Linked DNA regions of Homo sapiens: regions 1, 2, 3, 4 and 6 are each linked to region 5. Evidence: chromatin contacts called from ENCODE Hi-C or POLR2A ChIA-PET data. All regions are on one chromosome and are shown on one strand. Each heading gives the region's core, a stretch centred on a gene start or an enhancer-like site at or near the end of the contact. The rest is flanking DNA. Distances are from core to core; before and after follow the strand shown. Region 1 holds the start of TRAF3IP3 (TRAF3 interacting protein 3). Region 2 holds the start of RHEX (regulator of hemoglobinization and erythroid cell expansion). Region 3 overlaps RASSF5 (Ras association domain family member 5). Region 4 holds the start of IL19 (interleukin 19). Region 5 holds the start of MIR29B2CHG (MIR29B2 and MIR29C host gene). Region 6 holds the start of MIR205HG (MIR205 host gene).

Evidence for each region. Hi-C counts contacts between places; a loop is a spot of excess contacts on that map. ChIA-PET counts read pairs that join two places held with the same protein, here RNA polymerase II (POLR2A). Pooled maps may share reads with other maps.
Region 1: a pooled map shows a loop between it and region 5 (13-fold over the local background). The contact joins the promoter of TRAF3IP3 here to the promoter of MIR29B2CHG in region 5. A Hi-C loop is called at or near these places in 8 of 37 single-sample maps with no recorded cell type and 9 of 50 pooled maps. POLR2A ChIA-PET finds 5 or more read pairs at or near these places in 1 of 52 experiments (CD4-positive, alpha-beta T cell).
Region 2: a loop to region 5 is called in a pooled map, with 35 times the contacts of the local background. The contact joins the promoter of RHEX here to the promoter of MIR29B2CHG in region 5. A Hi-C loop is called at or near these places in 4 of 37 single-sample maps with no recorded cell type and 5 of 50 pooled maps.
Region 3: a loop to region 5 is called in a pooled map, with 6 times the contacts of the local background. The contact joins the enhancer-like site here to the promoter of MIR29B2CHG in region 5. A Hi-C loop is called at or near these places in 1 of 168 maps with a recorded cell type or tissue (naive thymus-derived CD4-positive, alpha-beta T cell) and 9 of 50 pooled maps. POLR2A ChIA-PET finds 5 or more read pairs at or near these places in 1 of 52 experiments (activated naive CD8-positive, alpha-beta T cell).
Region 4: a loop to region 5 is called in a map with no recorded cell type, with 8 times the contacts of the local background. The contact joins the promoter of IL19 here to the promoter of MIR29B2CHG in region 5. A Hi-C loop is called at or near these places in 1 of 37 single-sample maps with no recorded cell type and 2 of 50 pooled maps. POLR2A ChIA-PET finds 5 or more read pairs at or near these places in 1 of 52 experiments (GM12878).
Region 6: a map of PC-9 shows a loop between it and region 5 (4-fold over the local background). The contact joins the promoter of MIR205HG here to the promoter of MIR29B2CHG in region 5. A Hi-C loop is called at or near these places in 1 of 168 maps with a recorded cell type or tissue (PC-9). POLR2A ChIA-PET finds 5 or more read pairs at or near these places in 1 of 52 experiments (PC-9).

Annotation. Positions count from the first base shown.
Region 1 is chr1:209,754,549-209,757,371 of GRCh38, reverse strand. It overlaps TRAF3IP3 (TRAF3 interacting protein 3), which reads right to left and starts at 1,319. Exons shown (of 17, transcript NM_025228.4): 1 at 1,063-1,319. RefSeq lists enhancers at 747-1,156, 1,437-1,596.
Region 2 is chr1:206,051,790-206,054,503 of GRCh38, reverse strand. RHEX (regulator of hemoglobinization and erythroid cell expansion) reads right to left here and starts at 1,331. Exons shown (of 6, transcript NM_001007544.4): 1 at 1,239-1,331. It overlaps LOC105372857 (a long non-coding RNA gene), which reads left to right. Exons shown (of 3, transcript XR_922473.3): 3 at 1-1,061. RefSeq lists enhancers at 1,216-1,275, 1,696-1,935.
Region 3 is chr1:206,561,735-206,564,439 of GRCh38, reverse strand. All of the region lies in intron 2 of RASSF5 (Ras association domain family member 5), which reads right to left. It overlaps LOC124904494 (a long non-coding RNA gene), which reads right to left. Exons shown (of 2, transcript XR_007066831.1): 2 at 2,046-2,705. Among named protein-coding and RNA genes, the nearest start is that of EIF2D, 49 kb to the left of the region's middle. Within about 2 kb of position 1,264, at least 9 of the 41 ENCODE cell types and tissues checked have a DNase peak (open chromatin) inside an H3K27ac peak, as active enhancers do.
Region 4 is chr1:206,769,507-206,772,206 of GRCh38, reverse strand. IL19 (interleukin 19) reads right to left here and starts at 1,434. Exons shown (of 7, transcript NM_153758.5): 1 at 1,129-1,434. It overlaps IL10 (interleukin 10), which reads left to right. Exons shown (of 5, transcript NM_000572.3): 2 at 792-851; 3 at 1,148-1,300; 4 at 2,313-2,378. RefSeq lists cis regulatory regions at 1-2, 1-84 and an enhancer at 1,084-1,273.
Region 5 is chr1:207,821,405-207,824,104 of GRCh38, reverse strand. It overlaps MIR29B2CHG (MIR29B2 and MIR29C host gene), which reads left to right and starts at 1,402. Exons shown (of 6, transcript NR_135299.1): 1 at 1,402-1,901. LOC148696 (a long non-coding RNA gene) reads right to left here. Exons shown (of 1, transcript NR_026817.1): 1 at 1,509-2,700. RefSeq lists a silencer at 1,212-1,391 and an enhancer at 1,532-1,711.
Region 6 is chr1:209,427,407-209,430,187 of GRCh38, reverse strand. MIR205HG (MIR205 host gene) reads right to left here and starts at 1,368. Exons shown (of 4, transcript NR_145437.1): 1 at 1,100-1,368; 2 at 780-1,007. RefSeq lists an enhancer at 1,447-2,370.

The DNA of each region.
Region 1 (2,823 bases), core at 70-2,569, 1.9 Mb before region 5:
GAATCCTCCTACCTTCTTGCCGCGAAGAGGAAAGGGCTGTGGGGGAGAAGACAGTGCCTGAGATGAGGTCTCTCTGGGCTCTCCACCCAGGCCACCAACCTTAGTCCACTGAAACACACAGCTGCTCTGCTCTCTGCTTCCTTGGGGCAGACATGGAGCCTTCTTACCCAAGAAAGGAGCTGCAGTGGAAATGGCTCCTTAGAGAGGGGAGTGTTCCCAGATGCCTTGGCTACCACACCTGCTAGGATTTGGTGCAGCATGCTGCATAGAACCCTACCCAGGTTTCTGGGATATCTGGACCCTACTGACTTGCTTGAAAACAAGAAGGTATGTGGGACGGCTGACAGGGGTAGGCTGCTAAAGAAAAGGGAACTGGTCCCTGTAGGGTTCAAAGAAAGATCACTTGGCCACTGCCCAGGCTTTCTGGCATCTCTCAGGTTCCCCCCTGGCAGCATGACTGGGCTCACTTAGAGCTTGGAGGAAGAAGGTTTACTGGCTGGGAAGGCTCAGCCTGGTCTCTCAGGCTGCAGAGAGAGAACAGGGCATGGCTCCTCACCTGACTGTGGCTTGACATGCCTTTCTGAGTCTCGCTTTTACTTCCTGGCCATGTTTGTAATGGAGACAATGAATGGCTTCCTGCATGGGTTGGCCTTCCTGGCCCAGAGCTCTCAGTGTGAACTGAGGGGAGAGGGGCCTGCGCTTAAGCTGCTGGGAAGGCAGTCTTGTGTTCAGGGATCCCTGCTTTGAAGAAAACTGTAAAAGGTCATTTAATTCATGCCCATATCACTGGGTAGCCTGAACTCTAAGTCGTTTGACTCACTCCTAATCTAATGTAATCTAATCTACTGGAACAGAGGAGTGGTGCAAGCTGTACCCTGTGCCATGGCTAGCGCCACAGGAAACCAATACAGGATACTTTCTTGGTTACCCAAACCCCTGACACCCTTAAACTATGCCACCCACTCTCCACCCAGGGGAGCTGGGATGGTAGAGCATCTTCTGCCCTACCCCGAAGTTGGAGTTCCCAAACCTGGACACAAAAGCATCCTCCTTCTCAGTTACCTCCTAGTCCCAGGCTCCAACTCAAGCCACTCGGGAAAGCATTCCAGTCCTGGGCAGATCTTGGCTCTGGTCTCAGATGGAGCAAGACAGCAGATGGGTAAAGCACACGCTTTCAATCCATAGGTCTGGGCCCCATTAACACGTCCCTTCTTGGTACCGTCTTTCTTTTTGCACAGCAGCCTTGCTGAAACAGGAAACAGACAAAGCCACAAGGTTCGCAAACCCCAGTTCCTCTCTCTTGCTCTCTGGTATCATCTAAGTGGGCCCCTGAACTCTGAGGCCTCCAGGGCTGGGCTCAGGAGCTCCTCCCATCAGTAGGCACCCCGGCCACCCTTTCTCTTGCTACTGGATTGGTCGGAGCTCTTGGACAGTTTCAAGTCAAGATTCCTTTCCATGATTAGAAAAGGATAGTCCTCTGGGTCAGATTCAGACCTTTGTGGTTTCTATGAGAGGGAAAAAAATGCCTTTTTGGTGGTAAGACCTAGATGAGATGTTCTCAGTGTAGGCTTTCATGTGTATCAGGTAGTTCTTTGTGTAAGGATTTTCCTTTTTCTTTAGCCACCTCTTCCCAATCCTGGTGTTGTAAAGAGTTTCTGCTCTTCTGAAGTAGGTGGTGTCTTTCTCAGATTCTGGAATGAGACCAACTCTGGATTTGCTCCTTTCTGGAGCAATGAGGAGGGAGTGTAAAGGTGGGTAGCTGGGGGATGAAGGAAGGAATAGAAGGCAGAGTCTTCTACACATTTTTTTATCTGGTCAACCGGACTAGGAAATTTAGGGAAAAACTAAAGGGAACTGATTTGCATGCATTAAGATGAAGCCATCACAAATGATGCAGCCAGGAAATTCCCAAGAAGTTCAGGCTAAAATAGTGGAGAGGAAACTGGATTGGGACAAGTTAACTGAGCAGCTTTGTAACCTTGTAAAATTCACCTTGTCTGGATGCTACTCACTGTGGTAGTTGGGTGATGTATGTGGCTCTTTGGAATTCTAAGGTTTGACACATGTGAGGCAGGTAATGAGACTTAAAAATAGCTGTGATAACATTTATTAACATGTGGAGAGTTTGTCACCATTTTCTCTGCTTCTGCTTCTTTCTCTGTTCTTTGAGGAGAAAAAGGACAAGGAATCGGCAGGGAAAAGCAGAGGATGGATTCTCAAGCACTAGGACTGAAGACAAGTGGCATTTACTCAGGATGAGAGACAACAGCTCAAGGCCCTGTGTCTGGAGCTTGACACATAGAGATGGGAATGAGTAGAGGACAGAGGGCTTGGGGAGCCCAAGATGTCAGAAAAAGAGAATTTTGGCCGGGCACAGTGGCTCACACCTGTAATCCCAGCACTTTGGGAGGTCCAGGTGGGTGGATCACTTGAGGTCAAGAGTTCAAGACTAGCCTGGCCAACATGGTGAAACCCCATCTCTACCAAAAATATAAAAAATTAGCCGGATGTCATGGCATGTGCCTGTAAACCCAGCTACTTGGGAGGCTGAGGCACAAGAATCGCTTGAACCTGGGAGGCAGAGGTTGCAGTGAGCCAAGAATGTGCCACTGCACTCTAGCCTGGGCGACAGAGTGAGACGGAGTTTCACTCTTGTTGCCTAAGCTGGAGTGCAATTGCGCGATCTCGGTTCACTGCAACCTCCGCCTCCCAGGTTCAAGCAATTCTCCTGCCTCAGCCTCCTGAGTAGCTGGGATTACAGGCATACGCCACCATGCCTGGATAATTTTTTGTATTTAGTAGAAATGGGGTTTCAACCATGTT
Region 2 (2,714 bases), core at 82-2,581, 1.8 Mb after region 5:
CTTGCTTAAACTTTTAAAACAATAATTGTTTTTAACCTTTTAATGTAGGTAAAAATCCACATTCTTATGCCCCTTTATAATCTTTTTACCAAAGGTATGTTTTACTTTTCTTATACACCTTGCACATAAACTGTTTTTTTAATAGTACTCAGGAGGCCTTATTACTTTTAAATTATACAACATTTTTTGCATAAATTTTTTTATAACATTTTTTCTTTCACGACTTTTGCCGACAATTCTTCAATGTGTCTCAACTTTCTGACTTATTACAAACATTTTTTTTCTTTAAACACCAGTTAGTTTATTTCAGGACAAGAATTTACCATATAACACTCTTTTTACATAAATTCTGTCTCCCCCCACTTTTTTTTTTTTTTGAAGATAACCATTCCTTTTTTTTTTTTTTAAAGCAAACTTTCTTTATGCCTTTGGACTAGACTGTCTAAGGCCACAAGATTAGAAGTTACCATAATACATGTTACACTGTTAACTTTAAGCAAACTTCACTTTTGTTGAAAACCTTGTAAGTTTGGGATTTCAATTATCCTTTGCTATTAAGACCTTGTTTAGTCTAAATTAACTTAGAATTGGTATAGATGGCCTTTTTTTCTCTCTACTGGTCTTTCCTTGCCTCTGCCAGCCGCTTATGCTGCTGTTCTCTTAACTACGTTGGCGGGGCAAGGGGGTATAAAAGCAGCTGTAACTTTCTATGTATGGAAACTGGTCTGGGTGCCTTGGCTTACGGGTTACCTTGTGTCATACCTTTGAAACAAGGGACCTGTCCAGGCTTCCTTCTGATGGCCAACCCACCTCTAATGCTGGCCAGTCTATTTCACACAAAGTTCTAAGTTTTCCTGGTGTCACAGTAACACTGTAATCTCCCTTAAATTCTTTCTTGAATTTTTTTTTAACATAGTTCCTAGTGGGGTGGGCTTATTTGTACCTGACCCATGCTTCTTCGAGACAAAACACCACACCCACACCACACACATGCCACAAACAAAAAAACAGGTAAAAAGGGCATACACACTCTTGCAGTTTACACCAAACCAAAATCAAAACCAAAATCAGAGTATCCAGAAATCCAAGCCAGGTCAAAACCAAAACCAAAACCAAAGTATCACACAATCTAAGTCAAGTCAAAACCAGAACAGAAGTGCCAATGCAGGCATGTCGTGGGTGATCAGGCCACACTTCCACCTAGATGGAGTGGGGCAAGTTCCAAAGACTAGTCTTACCAAGTTTCAGATGTCCGGACTCCAAGTGCCAGTTCCTTCCCGGTGTTCAGCCACTGTGTTAATCCTCCACAGGGAACTGCTACACGCTGCTCTGGTGAGGCATTCCACCGGGGCAATTTCCTACCCGGGAGTGCTCTTTGGATCGCGTCACTCGGGCTGGCCGGAGTCCGCCTCAGGGATGCTCCACAGGGGAGGCCTAAGCCGCCTAAGGGGCTGCCTCGGCTGTCCATCAGTTACCTCGTTTCCTGGTCAGGGAACCAAGAAATGTAGCAGGACGAGCCGCAGACAAAACCCCTCAGACACCAAATTGTAGAAGGAAGGGCTTTATTCAGCTGGGAGCATCAGCAGGCTACTGCCTTAAAATCCGAGCTCCCCGAATGCACAATTTCCGTCCCTTTTAAGGGCTCACAATACTAAAGATTTCACATGAAAGGGTCATGATTGATTTGAGCAAGCAGGCGGTATGTGACAGGGGCTGCATGCACCGGTGGTCAGAGAGAAACAGAACAGGGCAGGGAGTTTCACAATGTTCTTCTATACAATGTCTGGAATCTATGAATAACATCAGTTTCTAAGTTATGAGTTGATTTTTAACTACTGGGTTTAGGCCAGGCAGGCCCAGGCCTGGTTTCGGGCCTGGCGCCGGACTGCCTGTCTTTGGTTTTACTTCCTTGTTGTTTTTCCTTAAAACAGGTACTGAGTATAAAACAATATAAAACAATATGAGAGGGTCTCTCTCTTCCCTCACAGTGACCTGGGTCTCAGACACTTCCTAACTGTGATCTTAGGACAAACACTTAGCTTTTCTGAGCCTCATCTGTGAAACAGACAGAATATGAATGCCTACCTCATGGAGTTGTTTAAGAACTCAGTGATCAGACTATTATTCAACAGTAATAACGAGCCAGGCCCAGTGGCTCACGCCTATAATCTCAGCACTTTGGGAAGTCAAGGCAGGAGGACCGCCTGAGCTCAAGAGTTTGAGACCAGCCTGGGCAATATAGCTAGACCTTGTCTCTACTTTAAAAAAAAAAAATCCGAAAATTAGCTGGGTGTGCTACTGCATGCCTGTAGTCCCAGCTCCTTGAGAGGCTGAGATAGGAGAATCACTTAAGCTAGGGAAGTCGAGGCTGCAGTGAGCCATGATCACACCATTGTACTCTAGCCTGGGTGACAGAGCAAGACCCTGTCACAAAAACAAACAAAGAAACAGAAGACAGGAATAACCACCATTTGTATTGTTCTAGTTTTCAGTTGGTCTTACCTGAGCAGAGTAATTGGGTGAGATTGTTCATGGAGGCATTGCTGGCTCTCTAGTCCTGGAACCTACAGTTGGTCCAATTCATTATGCCAAAGGGTCCGTCTAGGAGGTTCTTGTTCCAAGTATTGAGATTCCCGAGAGAAGTAGGTCCCCTTAGATAGAAGCAGAGTTTCTCAGAGGTATTTAGCAGCAGCTGGTGGACACAGGACTCAGGG
Region 3 (2,705 bases), core at 15-2,514, 1.3 Mb after region 5:
TAAGTGAAATTGCTTTATAGGGAAAAGCTGATTCTGGATAAACTATCTAAACCTGTGAAGACAGAAGGAGGGCAGGAGGGGAGGAACCAGAACAGAGAGTGAGGGATGGCCTGGACTAAGCGGCGTGTGAACAAGGATGTCTTGGGTGAGTTCCAGGTGGTCCTGGAGGAGGTCGTCTCTCTGACCCCTCCCTAGGGGAAGTCCTTATGGTTTAGAGAACTTGGCAGCCAATATCTAGAATCCCTACCAGGCCCATGAGAAACTAGTAAAAAGGGTCTGTTCCCATGCAAAGAGGCAAGGGACTCTCAGCAGGGAAGATAAGGACACTCACATGACAAGGGTGTTTGTTGAGAAGGACAGGATGAAGTACCTGAGTCTGATGATTGAAATGACTTGGCCATAACCTCTTAGTGGCTTGAGCTGGATGGGAAGGGAGGACTTCATTTACAGTTAGTGCTGTGTGTCTTCCCTTACATCATGTGCCATCAAGATCTCAAAGGGCCTTGAAATAAGAGTTCAGCTTGTGGTGATGAGACTAGCAGAGAAAGCTCTGAGCAGGACCCAGGGGGCCTGACTCCTTGAATCTGTCTCTACTGAGCTGTGTGACTGGGGGCAAATCCTCTTCCCTCTCTAGACTTCAGTTTCCAGCCTAGGAACCTCTTAGGAATCTGTGACACATTCTCTTCTTGCATTCCAATTGGGGTAAGCAGTCAATTACCAAATATTTCCTAAACAGGTGGTTCCTAGATTGCAGCATATATGAGAATCACCTGGGAAAAGTATTAGAAAAGCAGAATCCAGGGTCCCATCTCCAAAGATTCAGGAGCCAGTAGCTCTGGAGTAGGGCCCCTGAAACTCCATTCTCAAAGAGTAGTTCTGGTGCAGGTGGTTGAGGCCACCTTGATGCAACACTGAAGGTTTCAGATGCTACAGAGAAACCAGAGAAGTGCTGAGTGAGGAAAAGCACCCGTCCTCAAGAGATTTCCAGTTTAGATGGGGGAGACAGGACCCAATCCCAAGAACAGAATATCCTCAGTGACAGATGAGAGAGAGGTACAAGGTCAAAGAAACAGGTCATGTCCTTTACCAAGCAGTTATGAGCAGAGCTTCCCAGGTGCCTGGCGCAGAAACGGTGGCAGGAGGCATGTGTGGCAGAGACAGCTAAATGCTCACCACAACCTGCTTCCTTTTCTACCAGGGCTCACAGCTGTACTTCACTTCCCAACCTCCCCTGTGGTTAGGTGTGGCCACGTGACTGAGTTCCAGCCAATGGCCCGTGGTTGCAAGAAACACCCACCATTTCCGGGTCTGGCCCACAAGCTTCCCATGTGTTATCCTGATCCCCACCTGCCAATCTAACTTTTTTAAGTAAAGGGGGAAATAAACCTCTGATTATATTCAATGACTGAAAAGCAGGGGTTGTTTCAAGTTAGTCCATCCTGATTGTACAGGATGCAAGAGAGAAGATGCAGCAATTCAACCCAAGCAGTATTTGGTCAATACTGGCTTTTTTTTTTTGAGACAGAGACTCGTTCTGTCGCCCAGGCTGGAGTGCAGTGGCACGATCTTGGCTTACTGCAAGCTCCGCCTCCCGGGTTCACACCATTCTCCTGCCTCAGCCTCCCAAGTAGTTAGCCTGCCACCACGCCTGGCTAATTTTTTCTATTTTTCAGTAGAGATGGGGTTTCACCAGGTTAGCCAGGATGGTCTGGATCTCCTGACCTCGTGATCCGCCCGTCTCGGCCTCCCAAAGTGCTGGGATTACAGGCATGAGCCACCACGCCCGGCCAATACTGGCTTTTGTAACCAAGTACTTGATGTTGTTGGACCTGAAGGAGATGCGAGTTCTGATCTTATAGGACGGACAATACTGGGAAGGGCCAGAGGAGGCAGCGGGCAGTGAATCCCACGAGTGTGGAGTTCGGACGGCATCTCTAAATGAGGCTATCTGGAGGCTGTGCCAGTCTGAAATCTCTTCTGGGACTAGTCTTGGGCCATGTAAGCCTTTGAGACAGCACATAAAAAACAGTCAAATGGGCCAGTGGTTCCAAAGATTCTAGTTTTATTTTTATTGCTGAAATTTGGAGCTAACTTATTTTTAGTAATCTTTTCTTTTCTCTCATGCCGAGGTGGTGAGGGGCAGGTGCCATGCCTGAGGCCTGGGTGTGCCTGCTGCTAGCAGAGAGATGGGGACCTCCCCAACTGTCCCAGGGCTGTGGGGTTGGCTAGTGCCCCTGGAGTACCACAGGGATCCTGTCCAGGGAGGAGCTGACTGGCCAGGCAGGAGGAGATGGAACAATTACAGGCAGGGAACAGGGAGCAGTGTAGGATCTGACCTCCAGGACCCTCTTCCTCTTGCATCTTCCTTGAAGAAAAAGAATTCAATGGTGTCACTGTAGACCCAAGAAAGCCTAGGCAGATGGGGGCATGGGAGTGTGTTTTCTATGTACTTAAGTATAATATTTAACTATAGGCCGGGTGCGGTGGCTCACTCCTGTAATCCCAGCACCTTGGGAGGCCGAGGTAGGGGTTCACCTGAGGTCAGGAGTTCAAGACCTGGCCAACATTGTGAAACCCTGTCTCTACTCAAAAAAAAAAACACAAAACTTAGCTGGGTGTGGTGGTGGGTGCCTGTAATCTCAGCTACTCAGGAGGCTGAGGCAGGAGAATTGCTTGAACCTGGGAGGCAGAGGTTGCAGTGAGCC
Region 4 (2,700 bases), core at 185-2,684, 1.1 Mb after region 5:
GAACTATAAGAACCCTCCTCCTGCGCCTCCACCTCCATCCCCAACACCTATTCCCCCAAACTTAAATTCTTAAGAGAATCCTAGATCAAGCCATGGGTTTGGTGAGTTAAGCTAAGCCAGATGATACAGTAAATGTGCAGGAAACCTGCCTTATAAAGTAAATGCGTTCTCTCTCGTGCTGAGAAACTTATAAGATCCTGCTGGCGCTCTATACTTTATTGGCTAGGAGAAGTAAAGAAATGTCTGATTCGAGGTGAAGATGCTCCCCATGCCTTGCAGCAGGGAAATTTAAATTGCCTCTGCTTAGAGCGTTTCCAGACCTGAAAGACCAGTGGTTTAGGGAAGCACTCTACATGAGGGAAACCTGCATTAGAAGGAGCTTCTTAATCCCTGGGATCTTTCCAAGCTAAACTGGATGTCTACAGTGGGGAGAAAGAAAAGCAGAGAACAGGACATGAGGGGGGCTCAAGGCCCCGAAGGGTTGACATAGGTGTCCCTTAAAGCCGAATGTAGCTCCGCAGAAAGAAGACCAGGACTGAGTCAAGCTTCTGCTTTCCCTTCAAAATCGGCCAGATTTTTTAAATAACTTGACTCTGAGGAGGAGGACCTGATTTAAGTGATGGTCCCATCACTGTTGAATCCTCTGTTTTTAAAACTCCCCTTTTGATTTTTTTGGGCCAGAGCCAATTTTATTTAAAAAAAAAAATCTCTAAATGAAAGGGCATCAAAAAGACCGCATTTCAGTTATTTCCCCAAACCTCAAGTTCATTCTCCTTTTGTTCTTCCTGCAGCAAATGAAGGATCAGCTGGACAACTTGTTGTTAAAGGAGTCCTTGCTGGAGGACTTTAAGGTGAGAGCAGGGGCGGGGTGCTGGGGGAGTGTGCAGCATGATTAAGGGAAGGGAGACTCTGCTTCCTGATTGCAGGGAATTGGGTTTGTTTCCTTCGCTTTGAAAAGGAGAAGTGGGAAGATGTTAACTCAGCACATCCAGCAGCCAGAGGGTTTACAAAGGGCTCAGTCCCTTCGGGGAGGCTTCTGGTGAAGGAGGATCGCTAGAACCAAGCTGTCCTCTTAAGCTAGTTGCAGCAGCCCCTCCTCCCAGCCACCTCCGCCAATCTCTCACTCACCTTTGGCTCCTGCCCTTAGGGTTACCTGGGTTGCCAAGCCTTGTCTGAGATGATCCAGTTTTACCTGGAGGAGGTGATGCCCCAAGCTGAGAACCAAGACCCAGACATCAAGGCGCATGTGAACTCCCTGGGGGAGAACCTGAAGACCCTCAGGCTGAGGCTACGGCGCTGTGTAAGTAGCAGATCAGTTTTTTCCCTTGCAGCTGCCCCCAAAATACCATCTCCTACAGACCAGCAGGGACACTCACATCCACAGACACAGCAAAGACACAGACTGGCAGAGCTAGCTGTAAATGAGGAAAGACTCCTGGAGTCAGATCTCTTGCTCATTTCTCTTTGAGCAGGCGTTGGGGGTGGCTGCTAGGCATTTACATGTGAAATTTGCAAACAGCTTTCCTGTTATTTGTGAGTCATTTGTGGGTTATTAACTACTCCCCTCTCTCTTCATAAAAGGAGCCCAGAGCTTCAGTCAGGCCTCCACTGCCTCTTTGTAACTAGACCCTGGGCGGGGAGCTAAGGTTCCCAAGCAGAGGAAACATCATTCACCTCTTTTAATCTCAATGTTTTGAAAGCAAAGCTCTAAGAAGGGCCCAATTGACTGACAGGATTTCCCCTGGCATTTTAGAAGGGACAAGGGGGCTATTCATCCCCAGGCTAGTGTCTATGAGTAATTCCTCCAGGTAATTTATTTCTCCAACTGAAATGATGCCCTCACTACTAATGGTTTCCCCTGTTCTGTCACCAATATTGGAAAATCAGTTGGTGTCTATTTGTAGGACAAGGCTATGTGAAGGGTTTGGTCCCAGTAGCTTCCCTCCTCAGATGCTTAGAAGTGTTCCTCGGTGGCTGTGACTGACGGGGAGGAACAGGAGAGAGAGGCAGAAAAGGACAGGCTGAAGAATGCCTCGCTCAGCACTGCAGGAGATACTGTAGAGTTCTGGGGGAGGAAGGAATCCCAAGACCTGGGTTGTCATCCAAGCCTTGCAAACATCTTGGAGTGAGTCCTGGAGAAATACATTTAACTCCCAGGGCCATGGAAGCAGGGCTCAGTTCTCTCTGGGAGCTGTGAGGCAAGGCATTTGGATAAATCTGGCCTCCTCATGATGCCACCAGCTTGTCCCCTAAGTGTGATGGACATGGAGCTGGAAGCCAGGATCACCAACACTTTCTCTTTTCTTCCACAGCATCGATTTCTTCCCTGTGAAAACAAGAGCAAGGCCGTGGAGCAGGTGAAGAATGCCTTTAATAAGGTGAGCTTGGATGGTGGCAGAGAGGGTCTGCAGAGCACAACCCATGCCCACTCCCCAACCCCAAAGCATGGAAGGTGGTGGGGACTCAATAGGCCCCATTCTTCATTGGAGAGAGTGTGGGAACCTGACAGATGGTATGACCTGCTCAGCCAGTGAGGAGCTGCTGCCTTGATTGTATTTGTTTTCTGTTAAGTGTCTTTGGGGGTTTCTAAATGACTGCTCGCTGCCTTTGCAGGCTTGCGGGTTAGGCTGGCCGGCCAGCCTGTGAACACAGTGAGCTGCATGCTGGGGAGAGTGACAAAGGAAACAGAAAGTACAGAAA
Region 5 (2,700 bases), core at 153-2,652:
CTGGAGAATTTAGATCTGCGTCACAGAGCTGAGAGAGAGAGAGAGAGAGAGAGAGAGAGAGAGAGTGAGAGAGCGAGCGAGCAAGCAAGCTCCGTCGATAGGTCTGCTAGCAACAGCCGTGCTGCAGCAGAGAGAGAGAGAGAAATCAAGAAACAAGTCATAGCAACACCGGGCACCAGGTTCTGCCAGCTCACTTGCTGAGCGTTCAGAGATCTGTCAGGGCCAGAGGCCTCTGGGTAGCCTAGGCTAGGAGATGACACGCAAGGTGGCACGGGCGGTTCCCGTGGGGAGGAGGTGGGGTGGTGGTGGGGGGCAGGGGTGGGAGCAAGAGGTTGTGGGGCGACGGTGGAGGGTTTGATGGGACCAAATTCTGGAACATTCGGGACTGCGGCACCTTACGGCGGGACCAAGATTTGGGTCTGCGCAGGCGGCGATGGGTGGTCCGACGGGCTTCAGGACTTGATGGCGTAACCCCCTTCTTCCCCCACGTATGTATTTGCTGGGATCAGGGGCGCTGTCTCTGTGTATGTGGGTGCTCTGTCTTTCTCACCTTCTTTCTCGATTTTTGCTATTTATTTCTCTGAGGGAGGGTTTTTTCCCACTTTAATTTCTTTTCCCTAGTGTCAGCTGCTCAAGCCTGACCAGGGTAGAGGTGAGAGGAGTGAACCATCCCCTGCTTCCCACCTGACCTCCCAGCTTTTACCCTATTTCCTTCTAGTGGACAGACAGACTGGTTCTCCAAGTTGTTTGGGTGTCAGCGTCCATCTGTCTGTCCGTGCAGGTCTTATGTGGAAGGTAAGGGAGTGAGAAGTGCCGAAAGGAAGACAGAGGGACAGTTTTTTCCCAGGGGTTGCCTTATTGAAAGGTCTGGCCCTGGGATTCTGAGGCTGGTGGGGAGCCGAGTGGCCAGGGTGGGGTGTGGGCTGGGAGAAGTGGGGTAAAGCTGGTAGGTTTGTCACTGCGTAGTTGGGAAAAGTGGGGAATGGTGACGCAGTCACTGTTGCATCTGGTTAGGAGCTCTATGGGGACAGGTAGTGAGGCTCCTGGGGTCTCTGTGGCCAGCTGAGAGGGGTTAAGGATGAGCTAAGAAGGGAAGCTAGCATTTAGAGATTAAATGTCATCCTTTTGGCGTTGGAAAGTTGTTTACCTTGCGCTCTCTGTGTCTCCATGTTGGCTCCCTTCCAGTTCACATGTGATGGCCTTCCCTGTACTGCTGCATCATTAACTAAGTGACTGAGCTGGCCTTCCATTGGCCAGGGGAGGGCTCTCCCTCCAGACACTTCCTCTGATTGGTGGGTGGGCCAATGGCAGGTGAAAAGCTTTTTTTGATTGGCTCAGGGCAGGGTATCAAATCTGAATTTGCATTTCACTTGCTTAAAGGGGAGCGGGGAGAAGCCCAGCAGCTTTCTAAAATCTCTTTAGGGGTGTGCGTAGGCTCCTGTGTCTATGCCTGCTTTTGACTGCCCAGTTGAAGCCTCTTCCTATGCCTTTTAAAATTTCACGCACTATAAGGAGGAAGAGCTCAGGGCTCCCAAAACTTTTTATTTAGAGGGAAGAATGCTAGGGAGATGGGTATGCAGAGGGTTGACCAAATTGGAAGAAAATATTTATTCTGTAGTTTGGTGTTGGAAAAGGGAATTTTCCAATCAGCCACACCTCAGTGTTGCGGCAAAATAATTCTTGGCTCCCCTGGAAACGCATGGGCAAGGTAGGGCAGAGCTGCTGCTGCTGATACTGCCACCACCCTGGGCTTCCTGCTGACTCTGGGCTACTCCCTGGGGACAACAGATTTGCATTGACGTCCGGGGCTGTCCAGAGGCCCTCAAGAGCCAGTTGTGAGCTGAGCCCAGTATGGGAAAGATCTACCTTCTGGAAGCTACTACTACGTGGTGCTTGGAAAGGTGAGGATGGGGGACTGACCCCAGGAAATTGCTCGAAACTCCGCATCTGGTGGGATTTCCAGAAAAGTCAGTGGGAGACGGGAGGTTTGGAGGCCCCGGGTTAGAAAGGTTTGTCAGTCTAGGGAATGAGGAGAATCAGAATAAAACTAGGGCAGCAGGCTGTCCGCCTTTGGTTGGGGGAGGGAGGCCTCGAAAAATCAGGGTCCCGGCTCTCTAACCTGTCTTTGTCGCAGGTCTCACGTTTGTGGGGAGGGGGTTTACCAAGCCCTGCGCCATGCGCAGTGGCCCCCACCCGTGACTGCGCATCTGGAAGCGCAGTGCGCCCTGGGTCTCTGGCCTAGGACGAGCACCGCCCTTCTTATTACATAACTGAGGGCATGGCACGCGCCTTCTCGGCCCTTCCTTGCAACCCTACCTTCTTGCTCCCCAGGGCCCATAGAGCTGGGGAGGGTCTGACTGGGTAGCAGTGAAGGACTGCAATCCCTGGGAGGGCTAACTCTTGTCTAGTTACTGGCAGGAGCCAAGCTTGAGGACAAAAGTGGTGGTTTTCTAGCCTCATCTTGGGGAAGAGGCTACAGAACATCCTTCTGAGTGCCCCATACCACCTATGGCCCCTAGGGCCTCTCTGGTGGAGGGGGTGGCACCCTTCTTTCACTCATGTCCCATCTGATTTTTGAGAGGATGTTTCTGAAGGAAAAGATGTGATGATTATCGGGGGCTTGGTTGGGAGGTAGTTTTGACAGTTTACTCCCCTTGTCACTGGCTTCCCCTCTTTTCCCTGGGTGGGTTTATGATCTTT
Region 6 (2,781 bases), core at 119-2,618, 1.6 Mb before region 5:
GGGTCTAGAGCCAAGCACATGCACGATCAGAGAACAAACCATGCATGGGCTCGCTACAGGGTAAGTCCATCCAGTGACCACTTTCTTCCCCCCAGCTGCCCTCAGGATTACGTCCCAAGTGTCTTCATAACATTAAAACCAACTTGAACATGAGACTCAAAGAATGAAACCACGTCCTAAATTTTCCAGTACAGGTGCACCCTGCACCCCAGGACTGAAAAACCAGCCAAATCTCTGTTCTTCTAGTTGAGTAAATCTCCACAAAACCAGACAGAGCTACAATCTTGGTGCTTAAACTGCTCAGCACCCACCTTATCACACCAATTCCTATTATCAGCAGAATTTACTGCCTGGGATCCCTGGAAATCCTTGAGAAAACACCAAAGTGGCTGAGGATTGGTTTAAAATGCAGCAGGTTCAGCTATTTTAGCCTTGGAGGAAGTTGATAATTGACTTGCAGTGAATATGGCATTTTCCAGTCTCCTCTTCCTGCCCAATGAGCCCCCTGATCTAGCCACTCATCTTTGTTTTTCCAAAGTTCCCCAAATCCACAGATTTCAGACTCACCTTTAAGTACGAGTACCTGTGCCTTGAGACATCAGGACCTAGCTTTGAGTTTGCTTCAAAATAAGAATTTTTTTTTTTTGTCATAAGATAATGCAGAACAGAGAGATGGCTACAGCCATGCAGATGAGAAGAAGAAAAGAAATTTCAAATCTTGGATGTTTCTTTTGCCCCTAAGGCTTGAGGACAGGGAACAAAAAATGAGAAACACTTACCCTATATAAAGCACCCAGTTCAGCAGGCCTGTGCGGAACAGAAATGACTCCTGAGGAAAGGTGGGGGCCGGTCCTGAATAGTTGATTTCTCTCTTTAATGAAAAAGAACATGAGGCCGGATGCGGTGGCTCACGCCTGTGATCCCAACACTTTGGGAGGCCGAGGCAGGTGGATTGCTTAAGCTCAGGAGTTCAAGACCAGTCTGGGCAACATGGTGAAACCCCGCCTCTACAAAAAAATACAAAAAATTAGTCAGGCGTGGTGGTGTGCGCTTGTAGTCCCAGCTACTTGAGGGGCTGAGGCAGGAGAATCGCTTGAACCTGGGAGGTTGAGGCTGCAGTGAGCCCAAGATTGAGCCACTGCACTCCTGCCCGGGCGACAAAGTGAGACCCTGTCAGAAAAAAAAAAAAAGTAAGCAGAGGAAAGTGGAATTGAAGGAGAGGGAGTAAAGGTAGCTGGAAAAGAGAGAGTTTGGAGTATGGTTGAGAATTGAGCTGAATTTTTAGAATAGAGATTAGTAACAGACAATAAAAGAGAAACTGGTTTTTCCAAGTCAAGGGTGAGCAAGAGGGACTCAGCCCATTTCAAGGAGGTGGTACTAGTTTCACTCTTTATTTATGCACCTCTCAGCAAAGCTTCAGGTTACCTGCTGAACTCAACCAATGGAGAAAGGGCCTGGCAGCTGGTCCCACCTCTCAGAACCCACACCCCTGGGGGACCATGAATGGAGAGGTCTTTCTGCAGGCTACCCGTACTTTCTCATTGTTGTGTGAACACCAGAAAAGGGAAGTGAGGTCTTTGTCATCCCAGAGTTGGAGAGACACTGCAGGTTATCTGAGCCTTGCACCTGAAGCCTTAGTCCTCCCAGAGACCTACCTAATCGGGGAGAGGGGAATGCTAAGATTTTATCTTGTCCTAAGGAAGCTGAGTGTTTGTGTGTGTGTGTGTGTGTGTGCGCGCGTGTGTGTGCGCGCTTGCTTGCTTGAGCTTTTAGCCTGACCTGAGTTGCTGTCTCTACACAATGCACTTCGGGAATCCAGCAGAGATAGGCCAGTCCATCCAGGCAGAGCTGTAGAAAGAGGCCGGAGGGTCACAGTCGAGGCCCAGCCAGAGGCTTATCCTGGCATTTAGTACAGAGTAAGTCTGCTGCTCCCCTTGTGAGAAGCAAGTGTTTCTTTTATAATCCGAAAGGCTTTGTGACCTGCTTCCCTTTCATGTCTGGGGGTGGGGAAAAGACCACACTGCGAGGGGAAATTAAGGAAAGAGAAGGCAAGCTCATTAGTAACTTTAAAGAGGGCGGTCTATAAACTTGATTATTTTACCCCACCCCCGCTTCCATGCGCAACTTGGGCTCCGCCTCCTGCCCCTCCCCTATCTCTCGGCCCATCTTGCCAGCTTCCCCCTCCCTCGTTCCCCCTTCCAAGTGCACACCTGGAGGGCAAGGGAAGTTGAAGTCTCCTCAAATGTGCCACATTTCACCCAGGATCCTGGCCTGCTTTCCATTTGTTCTCCAGGTAAATCTAGTGTGCAGCGAAGGCAGATTCCTCTATTCTCCAGCGGAAGGGAGGGAACTGAAGAATCCAATCTATAGGACCTCTTAGTGCAGTCCTGTCCCACAGCCCTTCATGGAACTGAATCATGCCTGCCCAAAATCTCCCTAGAAATCAGCTAATCTAAACTTCTTACCGCATAGACTGGGGAACAGAAGTTTTGAAAGGTGAATTTCTGTCTTGCACAGCCAGTGCAGAGTCAAGATTCTAATCTACCTGGATCTCCCAAACCCCATTTAAAAGCCCTTTAAAACAAACCCTACACGTTGTTTTCCCCGGTTCTGGCGGACCTGAAGCTTGTCTGAACTATTCTGGATTCTTCCTGGGAGAAGAAAAGCCTCCACTGGTGAAGAAGAAAAACCAATACAGACCAATAGGAGGAGGGCAGGGAGATCTTCCACGTGATAGCTTCCTTAAGCACCGGACTCCTCCCCTAAACCGTGGAGCTCATG